Regions from separate parts of the Homo sapiens genome. Here region 1 is linked to region 2. A link is an interaction called in ENCODE POLR2A ChIA-PET data of the cell type or tissue named here. Cell type or tissue: MCF 10A. All regions are shown on one strand. Links, peaks and the distances in the headings refer to the core of each region. The heading gives the core; the rest is flanking DNA.

Region 1 (7,509 bases), core at 2,393-6,392, 60 kb before region 2:
TCTTTCTTTCTTTCTTTCTTTCTTTCTTTCTTTCTTTCTTTCTTTCTTTCTTTCTTTCTTTCTTTCTTCTTCCTTTCTTTCTCTCTCTCTCTTTCTCTCTCTTTCTTTCTTTCTTTCTCTCTCTCTTTCTTTCTCCCTCCCTTCCTTCCTTCCCTCCTCCCTCCCTCCTTCCCTCCCTTTCTCTCTCTCTCTCTCTTCCTGCATCATCACTTTCCTCGCTGACAGTGTGGTTACAAGGACCAGAGCTGAGGGTGGGCAATGGACTCAGCACCCAGGAGGTGCCTGGAGCCAACGCACACCTGGCTCTGCATAGAGTTGGGGGAGAACATCTGCACGCAGCTGTAACTCACAGAGAACCTGCCGAGCAGCCACCGATTTCATCTGTCAATCTTGGGCCGACGACATCTGGGGCCAGAATTTACAAAAGGCACAACTATCAATTTCAAGGAGATGGGATCAGTGTCTTCTGAATCTTTCAGGTTTGCTGGGGCCTCCCATTTCTTCTTATCTACAAATAACACTCACTCTCCCACCCTATTCTCTATGCCTAGCACACTTGCCCCTCTATTCTGCCTGCATCCAGCATGCTCATGCCTCCCTAACTCACTCACTATCTATAATTAACACTTCTTATGAATTTCTTTCATTCCATTTGTTTTTATTGCTCTTGATATCAGCATTGAATATTTCTGAATAATACAGAAAGCACATCTTGCAAGAATCAGCAACATCAAGCAGTGTAGGTGGCAGGTGACTTTTTAGCAGAAGGACCAAAAAAAGTAAAAACCAAAAAAGTAAAAACAATGATGGTCATCTCTGTCCAGCAATAGACATCCTTCTCTATAGCTCTGCAGAATACTTCTAAATGGCCTCATCATTCATTAACCAGTCCTTCAGTGATGGGCATTGCTTTTCTATAGTTTCCTTAGAATACATTCCTAGAAAACAGAGGTCAACCGACCCTTTCTAGAAAGAAGCAGGGTGTAAATATTTCAGGCTTTGCAGGTCAGAAGGTCTCTGCTGCCAAGGCTCAACTCTGCAGAAAATACATAAACAAATAAGGCACGGCTGTGCATGTGCCAATCAAACCTCACTTATGGACACTAAAATGGGAGTTTCTATCATCTTCAGTGTGATTGCAGCAAATTCTATCGTTCCTGCCTTGGCTCGTGTTAGCATTTTGGGTATAAAATATTCTTCAATTTTTAAAAATCATGTAAAAATGTAAAGACCGTTTTTAGTTGTTGGGCTGTACAGAAGCTGGCTGCAGGACCTGTACTTTTTTTTTTTTTTTTTTGAGACAGAGTTTTGCTCTTGTTGCCCAGGCTGGAGTGCAATGGCGTGATCTCGGCTCATCGCAACTTCTGCCTCCCGGGTTTAAGCCATTCTCCTGCCTCAGCCTCCTGAGTAGCTGGGATTACAGGCATGAGCCATCACGCCCGGATAATTTTTTGTATTTTTAGTAAAGATGGGGTTTCTCCATGTTGGTCAGGCTAGTCTTGAACTCCCAACCTCAGGTGATCAGCTGCCTGGGCCTCCCAAAGTGCTGGGATTACAGGCATGAGCCACCGCGCCTGGCCCGGGCCCTGTGCTTTTACCATCTCTGCAGTTCACAGACCCTTGCTCTAAACAGAATTTCTGAGCAAAGACTATGTGTGCTTTTACATTTTGATGAACATTGTGGAGCCTCTTTTGTTTAAGGCAATACCAATTTTTATTTCCATAGTCTATGAGCAGCCCCTTTCTTTAGGTTCTTACCAACTCCAGGTATCTCCCACAAATGTGTCAAGTTATGAAATTTGTATTCCATTCTCTTTCTGTGAGGCTCTAGATACTACGTGACTCAGAATTCAGGTTTTAAATTTGTCCAACCATATTGAGTAGGAATTATTGCTTAAGAAATCTTTCTTTTCTTTTCTTTTTTTTTTTTTTTTTTGAGACAGTCACTGTCTGTCACCCTGGCTGAAGTGCAGTGGCACTATCTCGGCTCACTGCAAGCTCCACCTCCCTGGTTCACGCCATTCTGCTGCCTCAGCCTCCCAAGTAGCTGGGATTACAGGCGCCCGCCACCACGCTGGGCTAATTTTTTTTGTATTTTTAGTAGAGACAGAGTTTCACGTGTTAGCCAGGATGGTCTCGATCTCCTGACCTCGTGATCCGCCCGCCTTGGTCTCCCAAAGTGCTGGGATTACAGGAGTGAGCCACCGTGCCTGGCCAAGAAATCTTTCAAATTTGCTAACGGCCCGTGATCAGGGAGAAACCAAACTTGATCTGATGTCCCAGTGGCCGCCTCCCACCTACGTTCCAGCCAGCCTCACAGGAGTGAAGACATCTACTTCTTGTAGCAAATTACTTAGAAACTCTCTCTCCATGAATTGGGTGGTGTAGGCAGAGCTATAGATGTTGTCAAAGAGATATCTGGCTGGTTTGGGTCTTAGAAAGTGGCCTGGGGCTGCGTGCCTCTGTTGACAGTACAGCTATTACAAAAGAAACTGAGAGGGCCACCTTGGCTTAGGTCAGGGTGTCTCCCTTCCACGGTTAAGTCTTTTCTGTTACCAGACAGATAGATTAACCAGGGGGAATCGCAGGCTCTTTGGCAACTCCAGATCCCATTGCTCTTAAAATAATCTCCTCTGCTTTCCGAAGATTTTCTCAGAAGCAGTGAAAATCAGGCTGGGCGTGGTGACTCATGCCTGTAATCCTAGCACTTTAGGAGGCTGAGGTGGGCAGATCACCTGAGGTCAGGAGTTTGAGACCAGCCTGGGCAACATGGTGGAACCCCATCTCTACTAAACACGTAAAAAATCAGCCGGTCATGGTGGTGGGCACCTGTAATCCCAGCTACTCAGGAGGCTGAGGCAGAAGGATCGCTTGAACCCCAAAGGTGGAGGTTGCAGTGAGGTGAGATTGTGCCACTGCACTCCAGCCTGGGTGACAGAGCGAGACTCTGTTTCAAAAATAAATAAATAAATAAATAAATAAATAAATAAATAAATAAATAAAAGAAGCTGTGAAAATCAGCTGATTTTAGGTGGAATTAAGTCAGCTAATTCTTGATTTTGGCCAGAGGCAAATTTTGCAGAGTGAAGAACAGACACAAAACCATCCTTAACAAAAGCATCAAGGTTTCAGAGACAGAACAGAGCAAGAATGAATTCCTGTGTTCACAAACACAGATTTAGAGGGTTTTTTAAAATGAAAAAAATTGCCAGACTAATGTAATCTCATGTTGATTTGATTGACTGATCAAAGTAAGTTTAACTTTTTATTTTGGCAAGATTCAGTGCAAAGAAGGGAGAGATTCCAGATGTTTCCTGTCGTGTATTGATTAAGGCATATGTCACTTGACTATCTCTGAACTCTTGAGTGAAAACAAGATGGAATTTTCAGAAAACCCTCCTAAAAGGATTCTAGATACCTAGGTTGGACTGGGCCTTTATCCCTGATATTCTAGAGATGGCAAAACCAGGAGGCAATGGTCTAGTCACTTTTTTTTTGGAGACAGTCTCCCTCTGTTGCCCAGGCTGGAGTGCAGTGGCGTGATCTCATCTCACTGCAATCTCGGCCTCCCAGGTTCAAGCGATTCTCATGCCTCAGCTGAGATTATAGACCGTGCACCACCATGCCCAGCTAATTTTTGTATTTTTAGTGGAGACGGGGTTTCACCATGTTGCCTAGGCTGGTCTCGAACTCCTGGGCTCAAGTGATCCTCCCACCTCAGCCTCCCAAAGTGCTGGGATGACAGGTGTGAGCCACTGCGTCTGGCCTGGTCTATTCACTCTTGCATCCTAAGAGTTGGGCAGAGTCCCTGGTGGATGGTAGAAGTTTGGACAATGTTTGTTAATGAATGAATGAATCAGTGAATACCCACCACTGAAATTCTCCTTCCAGGATGCTGGCCAGCTTTTAACCCCCATGATGAGAAGACAAAAGTTTGAATCATCCCCAACTTGGAAAGCTGTCTCAGATTATGGAGAAACATCAGTTTTATTTTTACTTTGATCCTGTATCTATTTTGGGAAGCATTTTGGGGAACGATCTCCTCCAACATGTCTGGGCTTTTCTTGAGAACTCTTTACAAAAGGGCCAATGGGTAAGCAAAAAATTAGGAGGCGAAGGCATTTCAGCGAGTTCTAGCATTCCCGCCCCAGTTCCTGTTAGCATTTTGGGCATTCAGAGCGGGCTCCATTGCTGGAATAAATGGCCTCATTGTCCTGGCTGCAGGGATGTGTCTCTGGGAGTTACAAGACTGGCATTTCCTTTTTCTTTTTTTATTTATAACTTCTATTAATAGATACTCCAAGGATGAAGGGAATTTTAAGAAAGGGAAAAGCTGGGCTTCAAATAATGCATTGATTCTTCTAGCCCTCACATCGTCACGACAGAGCCAATGACTGGGAGATAACTCAGTGTGCTGGGAGCTCTCAGAAAACTGCTCACCCTTTACTTGCTTATATTTGGAAAGTAAGGCGAGCTACCCACTGTATTTAAGAGGTGCTATTGCCTCACCATCTTAGCATTAGACAATGGATGTGGGATACATTCGTTTTCCTACCTATGTGAGAAGAGCCAAACTTACCCATTGCTGACACAGGAGGAAGACACAGACCCTGTTCAAAGGCTCCAGGCCGTCCTTTTCCATGAGAAATCTCAAAAACAAGAAGGTTGATCAGCTATGTCAGGGGTCAGCAAATTACAGCCCAAAGGCCAAATCTGGCCCACCACCTAATTTTGTACAACCTACAAGCTAAGAATGTTTTCTATATTTTTAAATGACTAAAAAAAAAAAAAATCAGAAGAATATTTTGTGACACATAAGAATTACACGAACTTCACATTTCAGTGTCCATGTAGGATATCCTCATTGTTTGCGGATTCTCAGTTTGCAAATTTGGCTACTGGCTGAACTGTATTTTTAAGCCCAATAGCAATTCTGGAGGTGCTTCTGTGATCATTCTTAGACATGCACAAAGCAGGGAAAAGTTTAAGTTGCCCAGTGCACGTGTTCCTCACTGAGGCCAAACAGGGCGATGCCCTGCCTCTTTGTTTCACACTGAACTAATGTCTTTTCTGTGGTCTATTGAGTGCCATGTTTTTCACATTTTGTTGCTTTTTATTGGTGATTTCAATATTTAAAATGGCCCCCAAGGCCAGGCATGGTGGCTCATGCCTGTAATGCCAGCACTTTGGGAGGCCAAGACAGGAAGATCACTTGAGCCCAGGGGTTCAAGACCAGCCTGGACAACATAGTGAGACCTTGCCTCTACAAAAATTTCTTTAAAAGAATTAGCCAGGCATGGTGGTGCGCACCTCTATTCCCAGCTTTGGGAGGCTGAAGTAGAATGATGGCTTGAGCCTGGGAAGTCAAGGCTGCAGTGAGCCGTGATGGTACCACTGTACTCCAGCCTGGGCAATGGAGCAAGACACTGTCTCAAAAAAATAATAATTAAAACAAAATGGCCCCCAAGTGTAGTGTAGAAATGCTGGCTAGTGTTCCAAAGTACAGCAAGGCCGATACGTGCCTTAAGGAGAAGCTATGTTTATACATGTAGCTTTAGCTCATCTGACACCTGAGCTGTGTTCAGGGATGAGTTATAGGGCTGTTGGCCTTGAGTTCAATGTTAATGAATCAATTATGCATATTAAATAAGGTATGTTTAAAGAGAAGCACACATAAAACGAAGTTATGTATTGATCAGTTGACAAGATATTGTGACCAAGGGCAACCTTGCCTGCCCCAAGAGTGTTTGCCAATTCAGGCTTCATGGCAACTTCATAGAACATAACTGCTATGAGTAATGAGAATTGACTGCATAAGTTTTATTGGAACACAGCCACGCCCAATTGTTCCTCTGTCATCTCTGGCTACTTTTGAACTATAACGGCAGAGCTGAGTTGTTGGAACAGTGACTATATGGCCTGATAAACTGAAAATATTTACCCTCTGGCCCTTTGCAGAAAAAGTTTTCTGACCCCTGTGCTAACACACAAGGAAATTCAGCTGAGAATGGAGAGAAGATGAACAAACATTTCAATTCAATTCAATCGTGACCTGAAACATCATTTTCATTTTGCCACAGGCTGGTTCTCTGATTGCTAGACAATTGAGAGCGGCAAATAGTCACAGGCCAAAAGGCTGTTGTTGGTTTTAGTCACTTCCTTATAACCATGTCTGGTGACCGGAACTAATGACTTTGGAGTGATTTGACTGGTCAACTGATCTCAACTTTTTCAACAAAATCCTTTCTTTTTCAGATGGGTTCACACATGTTGTATGCAGCTCAAAGACAGGGTAGTCTTGTCTATGAGTGAAAAGGGCAAAAACAAAGGGTAAAGGGAAAAGGGTGAATGAAGCAAAAACAGGACACTGTGGGTTCAAATCCCAGCTCCATCACTTCCTAGCTGTGCAACCTTAAGACAGTGACTTGTTCCTGTTTCCTCACCTGTGCAATGGGGATGTCAATTATGCTTTTATTGTTTGCTAATTGCCAACTGGACCTACTTGGCAAAAACTCAAAGAATGGGCATTGTTTATTACGTAATTGTTATAAAGCACCTGATCTGATGCTTGGCCTATACAAAGTGCTTTTTTTTAAAGATAGTGTATTGCTCTGTTTCCCAGGTTGGAGTGCAGTGGCGCAATCATGGCTCACTGCAGCCTCAACTTCCCAGGCTCAAGTGATCCTCCCACCTCAGCCTCCCAAGTATTTGGGACTAGAAATGTGCGCCACCACACCCAGATATTTTTTTCTATTTTTTGTAGAGATGGGGGTCTCACTGTGTTGCCTAGGGCTGGTCTTGAACTCCTGGGCTCAAGTGGTCCTGCCTTGGCCACCCAAAATGCTGGGTTTATAGGCGTGAGCCACGTGCCCAGCTCAGTTCTATCTTTTTAAAATATAACCTGGCTATGATCGGGCCACTGCACTCCAGCCTGGGTGACAGAGCAAGACCCTATCTCTAAAAATAAAAATAAAATAAAATAAAATATAAAATAATCTTATTGGGTGGTTTGTTAGGGTCTTACAGCAGGGATACAGTAGGTGCTCAATACTGTTACCTGATAAATGTCATCAAATAAGTGAAGAGAAAGTTCCATAGCTTATTTGAATTTTCTGCACCTGGCCTCAACCTCAGGCCCAAGAATCTTTTGTGCCAGGTCAGAATTGTTCCCAAAGCACAGACAACGACCTCAGAGGGTATAGGGTGCCATTTTTTAGGCCCACATGAGCGTCTGCAAAACCTGTGAAAACTCGCATGATCCTGAAAGCAAAGGCCTCCATAAATCCTGCACACCGGGTACCCCTCTTGCCTCCCCCAGTCCCAGTGCTGTTGGAGGTCTGAGGAGTTGAGAGGAGGCCAGCATGGCCAAAGTGACAGTTCCCTTGGTGGGTGGTGGGGACATCACATGGGGTCTCCTAGGGAATGTAAAAGGCCTGGCTTTTATTCCAAGTGTGGTATGGAGCCATTTGAGATCTTTGAACAGGGGAATGACGAGATCTCATTTCCATT
Region 2 (7,509 bases), core at 1,855-5,854:
ATCCTTTTTTAAGGCTGCATAGTATTCCATGGTGTATATGTGCCACATTTTCTTTATCCAGTCTATCATTGATGGGCATTTGGATTGGTTCCAACTCTTTGCTATTGTGAACAGTGCTGCAATAAACATACATGTGCATGTGTCTTTATAGTAGAATGATTTATAATCCTTTGGGTATATACCCATAGTGGGATTGCTGAGTCAAATGGTATTTCTGGTTCTAGATCCTTGAGGAATCACCACACTGTCTTCCACAATGGTTGAATTAATTTACACTCCCACCAGCAGTGTAAAAGCATTCCTATTTCTCCACATCTTCTCCAGCATCTATTGTTGTACTGACTTTTTAAACACATACGTTCTTAGTGCCTGACGTGTGTTGTCTCATTCAATTCTCTCAACCTTCTCTATGGGCTTAGAAAGAGAGGAGGAGCTCAAAGATTCAAGCCATCAGATTCTCCAGGCTCCTAAATCTTCACTTGGTTGCTGCAAAAGTGGTCCTTGGGGTTGGGTGCAGCTGGGAAGGCGATAAGTTCTAGGAGTGGGAGCACAGAGAAGCTGTAGAGGAAGGAGGTTGTTTTAGCCTGTTCTCACATTGCTAATAAAGACACACCCAAGACTGAGCAATTTACAAAGAAAAAGAGGTTTAATGGATTCACAGTTCCACATAGCTGGGGAGGCCTCACAATCATGGTGGAAGGTGAAGGAGGAACAAAGACATGTCCCACATGGTGGCAGGCAACAGAGCGTGTGCAGGGGAACTGCCCTTGATAAAACCATCAGATCTCATGAGACTTATTCACTATCACGAGAACAGCACAGGAAAAACCTGCCCCCATGATTCAATTACCTCCCACTGGGTCCCTCCCACGACATGTGAAGATTATGGGAACTACAATTCAAAATGAGATTTGGGTGGGGACACAGCCAAACCATATCAGAGAGGAAAGCGTCTGTCCCTGCCTGCTCCATGTCCTTCCTCTCGCCCTGGCTCACACGGCTGCAGCCACACAGACCTCCTCCTTCTTCCTTGAATGCAGCAATCCAAACTTGTCCCTCGTATAGCCTTGCTCTGGATGGTGTTCTGCACGGAAAGCTTTTCCCTAGAAATCCACAGGTTCATCCCTTCACTTCATTCTTATTTCATCTAAAATGTCACCTGCCTGACCACCAAACCAAAGCTGTCTCCTCTCCCTCACAGTCGTATCCTGGCCTACTTACCATCCTCCATGGTTATCCTATTTATTAGAGGGTTTACTAGCTTATCATCCAATTTTGCTACCAGTATGTAAGTACCCTGGGTGGAAGGACTTTGTCGAAGTAGCTCATGGCTGTGTTGCCAGGACCCAGCACAGTGCCTGGCAGGATGTAGACACTCAGCAAATATTTCTAAGAAGCTCATCACAGCTGGGAAGCACTGGGTGCTTTGCTTCACCTCTCTGAGTGTCCATATGCTCATCCCATGCAGAGGTGAAATGAGATGGTGTGGACTTCTGGCTTCTGGTGACAACCACAGATGCTGGACAAAGCATGAGTAACGATTCCCTGAGAGCACTGGGCAGTGAGCAAAACTAGGCAGAAACTGGAAGGCAGCTGACACTTGGAATAACCAGGGTGACTTTCTCATTGTGTAGTTTTTTGCCTTTGATATAGATCATAGCCCAAGACCCACTTCTAGAACAAGAGGGTTAAAGCTATGACAAAAAAGCCACAGTTTCACTGAGTTGAAGAACCATAGGCTGGAGTTTGGGACAATCACATTCTCAAATTACTTCAAAGGAAGGAGGAATTCCAAAACAGAGAGAAGCAGAGAGAAGGAGCCCTAACTTATTTGTTTAAAATTTGACCTGGTCTCTAGCTAATCCCTGAAAAGACTGAAAGTCAGAATCCAAGAAGTCCAGCAAGGTAAAAGAACTTAACAGATATTTTAGCCATGGACCACTGCAGAAGGGATCAATTTTATAGTTTGAGTCTAGCCAAGTTAACTGTATGCTTTAGAAAATAAATAATAAATAAATATTCTTCAGAGAAACACAACAGCATCTGGAATCTCTACATATACAATTCATAATATTTAGAATGCAACTAAAAATTAGTAAGCCTTCAAAAAAAAATAGGTAAATGTGACCCATGCTTAAGAAAAAAGGCAATTGATGGAAAACAACCTCTTAATAACCTAGAACTGAAATGACCAGACAAAGATTTTTTTTTTTTTTTTTGAGATGGAGTCTCACTCTGTTGCCCAGGCTGGAGTGCAATGACGCAATCCTCAGCTTGCTGCAACCTCTGCTTCCTGGGTTCAAGCAATTCTCCTGCCTCAGCCTCCCAAGTAGCTGGGATTACAGGTGCCCACCAACATGCCTGGCTAATTTTGGTATTTTTAATAGAGATAGAGTTTTACCATGTTGGCCAGGCTGGTCTTGAACTCCTGACCAGGTGATCCACCTGCCTTGGCCTCCCAAAGTGCTGGGATTACAGGCATGAGCCACCGTGCCCAGACCAGACAAGGATTTTATGCCAGTCGTATGCTCAAGGATTATAAATGACAGTAAGCATGTAATAAACAAGTAAGAAATCTCAGCAGAAAAACAAAAACTATAAAAAAGGAACTAAATAGAAATTCTAGAAATAAAAAAATCTGAATTTTTAAATTCACTGGAGGAGCTTAACAACAAGATTGGCAATGGCAGAAGAGTCACTTGTTTTGATGATAAATAAATAGAAATTATCCAATCTGAAAACAGGGGAAGAGGATTTGAAAAATTTGAACTAGAGCCTCTGCAACCTATGGGACAACATTGAAAGGTCTAACACTGACTCTTCTAGACCTAGAAGGAGATGACATAGAAAATAGGGTAAAAAAAAAAATCATGGCCTGGTGCGATGACTCACTTCTGTAATCCCAGCACTTTGGGAGGCCGAGGTGGGCGGATCACGAGGTCAGGAGATCAAGACCATCCTGGCTAACACGGTGAAACCCGGTCTCTACTAAAAAATACAAAAAATTAGCCAGGCATGGTGGCGGGCGCCTGTATTTCCAGCTACACGGGAGGCTGAGGCAGGAGAATGGCATGAACCCAGGAGGCAAAGGTTGCAGTGAGCCGAGATCACACCACTTCACTCCAGCCTGGGTGACAGAGCCAGACTCCATCTCAAAAAAAAAAAAAAAAAAAAATCATAAACGATATCTGAAATGTTGCAAATCTGATGAAAGACATACATTTACAGATTCAAGAAGATCAGTGAACCCCAAGAAGGACGAAAACAACAACAATAATTAGGCACACTATAGTCAAACATGAAGAGAAGATCCTAAAATCAGCCAGAGGAAAAACAGCCCGTTACATGCTAATTACTTCTAACTTCTCTTCAGAACCCATGGAGGCCAGGACATAATGAAATAACATCTCTAAAGTACTTTGATAAAGGAGGGGGTGTCCTTTTGGCCTTAGCCAAATTTCATAGATTTTCCAGTGACCTGTCTCTCTCACAAGGCTGGGAGATCCTTTAAAATAAGGTCTTCCAGAAACCTTGTTGAATTAAATGCAAGGAGAATTGCTTTTTAAAATCATGATTATAAAAATTAATAAGCACTAAGCACCTTCCATGAATTATCTCAATTAACTCTTGCAAAAACTCCTCAAGGAAAGTGCCTTTGATTATCCACAGGCTCAGGGAGGCTCAGTGACTTGCCCTGGGCCATGTGGCTGCTGAGAGATGGGCCTGGGATTTGAGCCCAGGCAGTCTAGCTTGAGAGTCTGCCTAGTGTAGCTTCCCTGGGAGCACACCCTCAGCACCATATTTTGCAGTTTGGGGGAGACCAGTTCCGTCAGTGAATTTCTCACAGCGTCCTAAACGTACTCTTGTCCTCTACCACTCCCAGGAAGACCAGGCATTCCAAATGAAGCAAGCAGCAGCTCAGGACTGTTTATTTTGCAGAATCAGCAAACCGGGAGGCTGGGCAGCCTCTGAGTCAGAAGTGACTGCACAACCTGTAAGGCAGCTGCAGCTGAGGATCCCCAGTGAGAGGAACTGGGCTACTGGACCACACACCCCACCCTGTCTGCAACAACTGGGTGGAGTCTCTGGCCAGACCAGCGGCTCTGCTAGCAGCTTTCCTGGTTGGTGCCGAGCCTGGAGACAAAGGCCAGGCCAACTCTGGTATGGAAGCGTCAAGGGGCTAAGAGACCTTGCCTTGCTCTGCTCTGACCCAGCGCAGACCCGCCACGCTGCTCTCTGGCATCGGGGAGGCAGAGCTCTGCAGTGGTAACAGATCCAGAGTCAGATCGGCCTGAGTTCAAATTCCTGCTCTGCTTCTTTCAACCTCTAGAAAGGGACCTTAGAAAAATCCTTTTATCTTTCTAAGACTCAATATCCACATCTGTAGAATGGAACAATAACAATGATAGAAGCTTCCTTTGAACTGTCGTGAAGGTCAAATGAAATAGCATGGAGTACCCAGCAAGTGTCTGGCCAGCATGCACCGGCTCTCTCTCTGCATTCTCTTCATCCCCGTCCCCAGGGCGCTCACCAATACTCTTAGAGCATATGCTCTAAGTTCCCTGCCCAGACGTCCCTCTGTAGACGGCACATGCATCCCCCGCAGCTCTAGGGCTGTGGATAAGAGCTTCACATGCAATCTTCCTAAGACAATTGTCCTTCAGGGATTGACGCCGTTTGCCTGGAGATGCCGGGGTAGAGAGACATGCTTTCTCCCCTGAGCTTTCTCCCCTGAGCACCCATGACCCGATGGGGATACAAAAGCCCGCTCCTTTGCCTCAAGGTAGGAAGACACCACGTGTGGCCATTCATGCCCCAGAGCTCCCCGTGGGTCAGGCTGGCTGTAGATTCCAGCTGAGCCGGAGCTGTGCTTGGCCTCTTCCTCTCCCTCTCCTGCTTCCTTCTCTCCCTTAGAGGTTGTTCTTCTCCTGAGAGCACCCCAACAAGCCGCTTGCCCTGTTCCTAGGGAACCTGATCTAAAATAGCTCCTGATATGTTTCTGCCTTTAAAGAGGGGCCCTTGTCCCTTGGCAAATGGTGAATTTCAAAGGGAAACTGCAATGCACGGAAAGGCGAGCCGGAACAATATTACAGGTCAGATGGGGCTAGAGCGGGTCCCCAACCCCTGGGCTGCGACCGACTGCTCTGTGGCCTCCTAGGAACCGGCCGCACAGCAGGAGGTGAGCGGCGGGCGGGCGAGCATCACCGCCTGAGCTTCACCTCCAGCCAGATCAGTGGCGGCCTTAGATCCTCACGGGAGCGCGAACCCTTACTGTGAACTGCGCACGCGACGGATCTAGTTGTGCGCTCCTTCCGAGACTCTAACGACTGACTGATGCTTCATCCCAAAACCTCACCCTCCGCCCTGGGCCGTGGAAAAATTGTCTTCCACAAAACCTGTCCCTGGTGCCACAAAGGTTGGGGACCGCTGGGCCACAAAGGTTGGGGACCGCTGGGCTAGAGCTTACAAAAAGAACTTGAGTTCAACAGTGGCCTGTGTCCCTCTGAAAGTTTCACCCAAGAACCCATTAACTCAGCCATGCTCTTGCCCGCCCAGTGCAGACTGTCCGTCCCGTGCTCGGGTGGGAAGAAAAATCAAGCCGTCTGCGTGGTACACCGGCTCACTGGCTCAGAGCCCGGAGCTGCTGAGCGGCACCTAGGGCCCCAGAGGGCAGGGAGCTTCTCCCGCTCCTGTTCCATGAGTCAGGGTGGGCTGCCCTGCTGTCACAAATAGACCCCAATGTATGATGGCTCCAACCCAATGCGGTTCATTTCGTGGCCATGTAACAGCCTCGGTAGATGTTCCTGAGGCAGGGACTCAGGGTCCCAGGCTCCATCGTGTGGCTATGAATTCTTCTAGAATCCAGTTCGCAGAAGGGGAGGGTATGGAAGAGGCACTCCACTCGCCCAACCCTGCGCCCAAAGTGGCACTTCGCCATCGTGTTCATTTCACTGGGGGATATATTCCTCACCTTCCTTCCCTTCCTCCTTTTCTTCCTTCCTCCCTTCCCTTCCCTTCTCTTCTCTTCCCTTCCCTCCCTCTCTCTCTTTCTTTTTCTTTCTCTATTTCTTTCCTTTTTCTTTCTCTCTTCCTTCCCTCCCTCCCTCTTTTCCTTTCTTTCCTTTTCTTTCTTTCTTTCTTTCCTTCTTTCTTTTTCTTTCTCTCTTTCTCTCTCTCTCTACTTCCCTCTTTCTTTCTCTTTCTTTCCTTCCTTCTTTCTCTCTCTCCCTCCCTCTCTCACTCTCTCTCTTTCTTTCTTTCCTTCCTTCCTTCCTTCTTCCTCTTCCCTCCCTGTTTTCCTTCCTCCCTTCCCTCCATAAGTATTTACTGAATTCCCATTCAGTGCCACACACTGTGGGAGGTGCTGTTGCCCTAGGCCAGATCATGTCCCTCCCTCTTGGAGATGACGGTCCTATTGCTCAGTGGTGGCTGCCTGGGGCCCTGTACTGAGCTTGGACAGTGCATCTGGACCAAGTAGGAAGGAGCTCTTGGGTGTTCTGTGATCACAAGGCTGGGGTGGTGGCCACCAGACCTAAATTCAAACCGTGACTCCACTCCCTCAACCCACATCTCTGTGACTTTGGTCAAGTTCTCTGCTTTTCTTTGCACTTTGGTTCCCAACTGTGGAAACATTGGTTCAACACTACTACCTCTTATGGTTATTTCATGTGTACATAGATAGAATGTCTGGAAAGCCCTCAGCACATTGGCCAGCCTTTGTAGGGATCACCAAGTCCCAAAAGATAACACAATGGGAGGAATGTGGCCACAGAAGCTGGAGCTGAGTCCAGCATGGGAGGGGTCAATGGCCTGGTGTCTCAGCGGCCAGGCCCACTCATGGAGGGCAATTGTTCCTTTCCTAGCTCTGCGTGCCTATGAGGACCTGTCTGTCTGGGCACACCTGGTAGAGACTCGTCTTTCCTGGAAATGATGTTCTTGCACTTCTATCCCAACATCTCATTTTGAAAAAGCATGTGCCCCTCCCTGGAGAGCAGCGATGTGGGCGGAGAGGAAGGTCAGCTGCAAAGGACATCTGCAGCCAGACGGGGGCTGGCTGGGGGGAATGTTGAGACTTTGTCCCAAATTGAGGTGTCATGCGGGGTTACAGAGCCCTGTGTGCCCCCTGGACAGAGTGTGGGCGGCTGCAAGGGTGGCAGCCGCTGGGGATGTGTTTTTTAATGGCTATGGACACCAGCGCAGACAGGAACTATAATCATAGTGAGCACTGACCCTTCCCAGGGGCCTCGGGGCAACAGAGGGCTCTGGTAGACAAGCACGGCCGAGCCAGCAGCCTCTGAGGACACCCGTGTCATCTCAATGTAGGCCAGGACCTGCCCGTGGAGGGAATTCCTGAGGGGAATCACAGGACATGGGTGATCAAAAGGAAGGCGGTCGCCTCTTGGGAAATGGGGCATCAAAAGCCCACACCTGCGTTTGAGGTGTGCTCTCAGAAGGAATTTTCCCTCCCTCACCACCTTTGTTTCCAGACACATCTCTCTTAGCCCCTCC

The links. Peaks named below come from ENCODE experiments on the same cell type or tissue, not always from the same donor. Only the 100,000 strongest peaks of a DNase experiment are listed, where the experiment ranks them.
Region 1: POLR2A ChIA-PET joins it to region 2 with 5 read pairs; 3 of 35 experiments call an interaction of 5 or more read pairs at or near these places.

Annotation. Positions count from the first base shown.
Region 1 is chr20:56,931,820-56,939,328 of GRCh38, reverse strand. No RefSeq gene overlaps it. Among named protein-coding and RNA genes, the nearest start is that of BMP7-AS1, 280 kb to the left of the region's middle. In MCF 10A, for the core only: no CTCF peak of the experiment used is centred there; no DNase peak of the experiment used is centred there.
Region 2 is chr20:56,871,707-56,879,215 of GRCh38, reverse strand. No RefSeq gene overlaps it. Among named protein-coding and RNA genes, the nearest start is that of TFAP2C, 250 kb to the right of the region's middle. RefSeq lists enhancers at 3,326-3,971, 6,581-7,113. In MCF 10A, for the core only: no CTCF peak of the experiment used is centred there; a DNase peak (open chromatin) is centred at 3,975.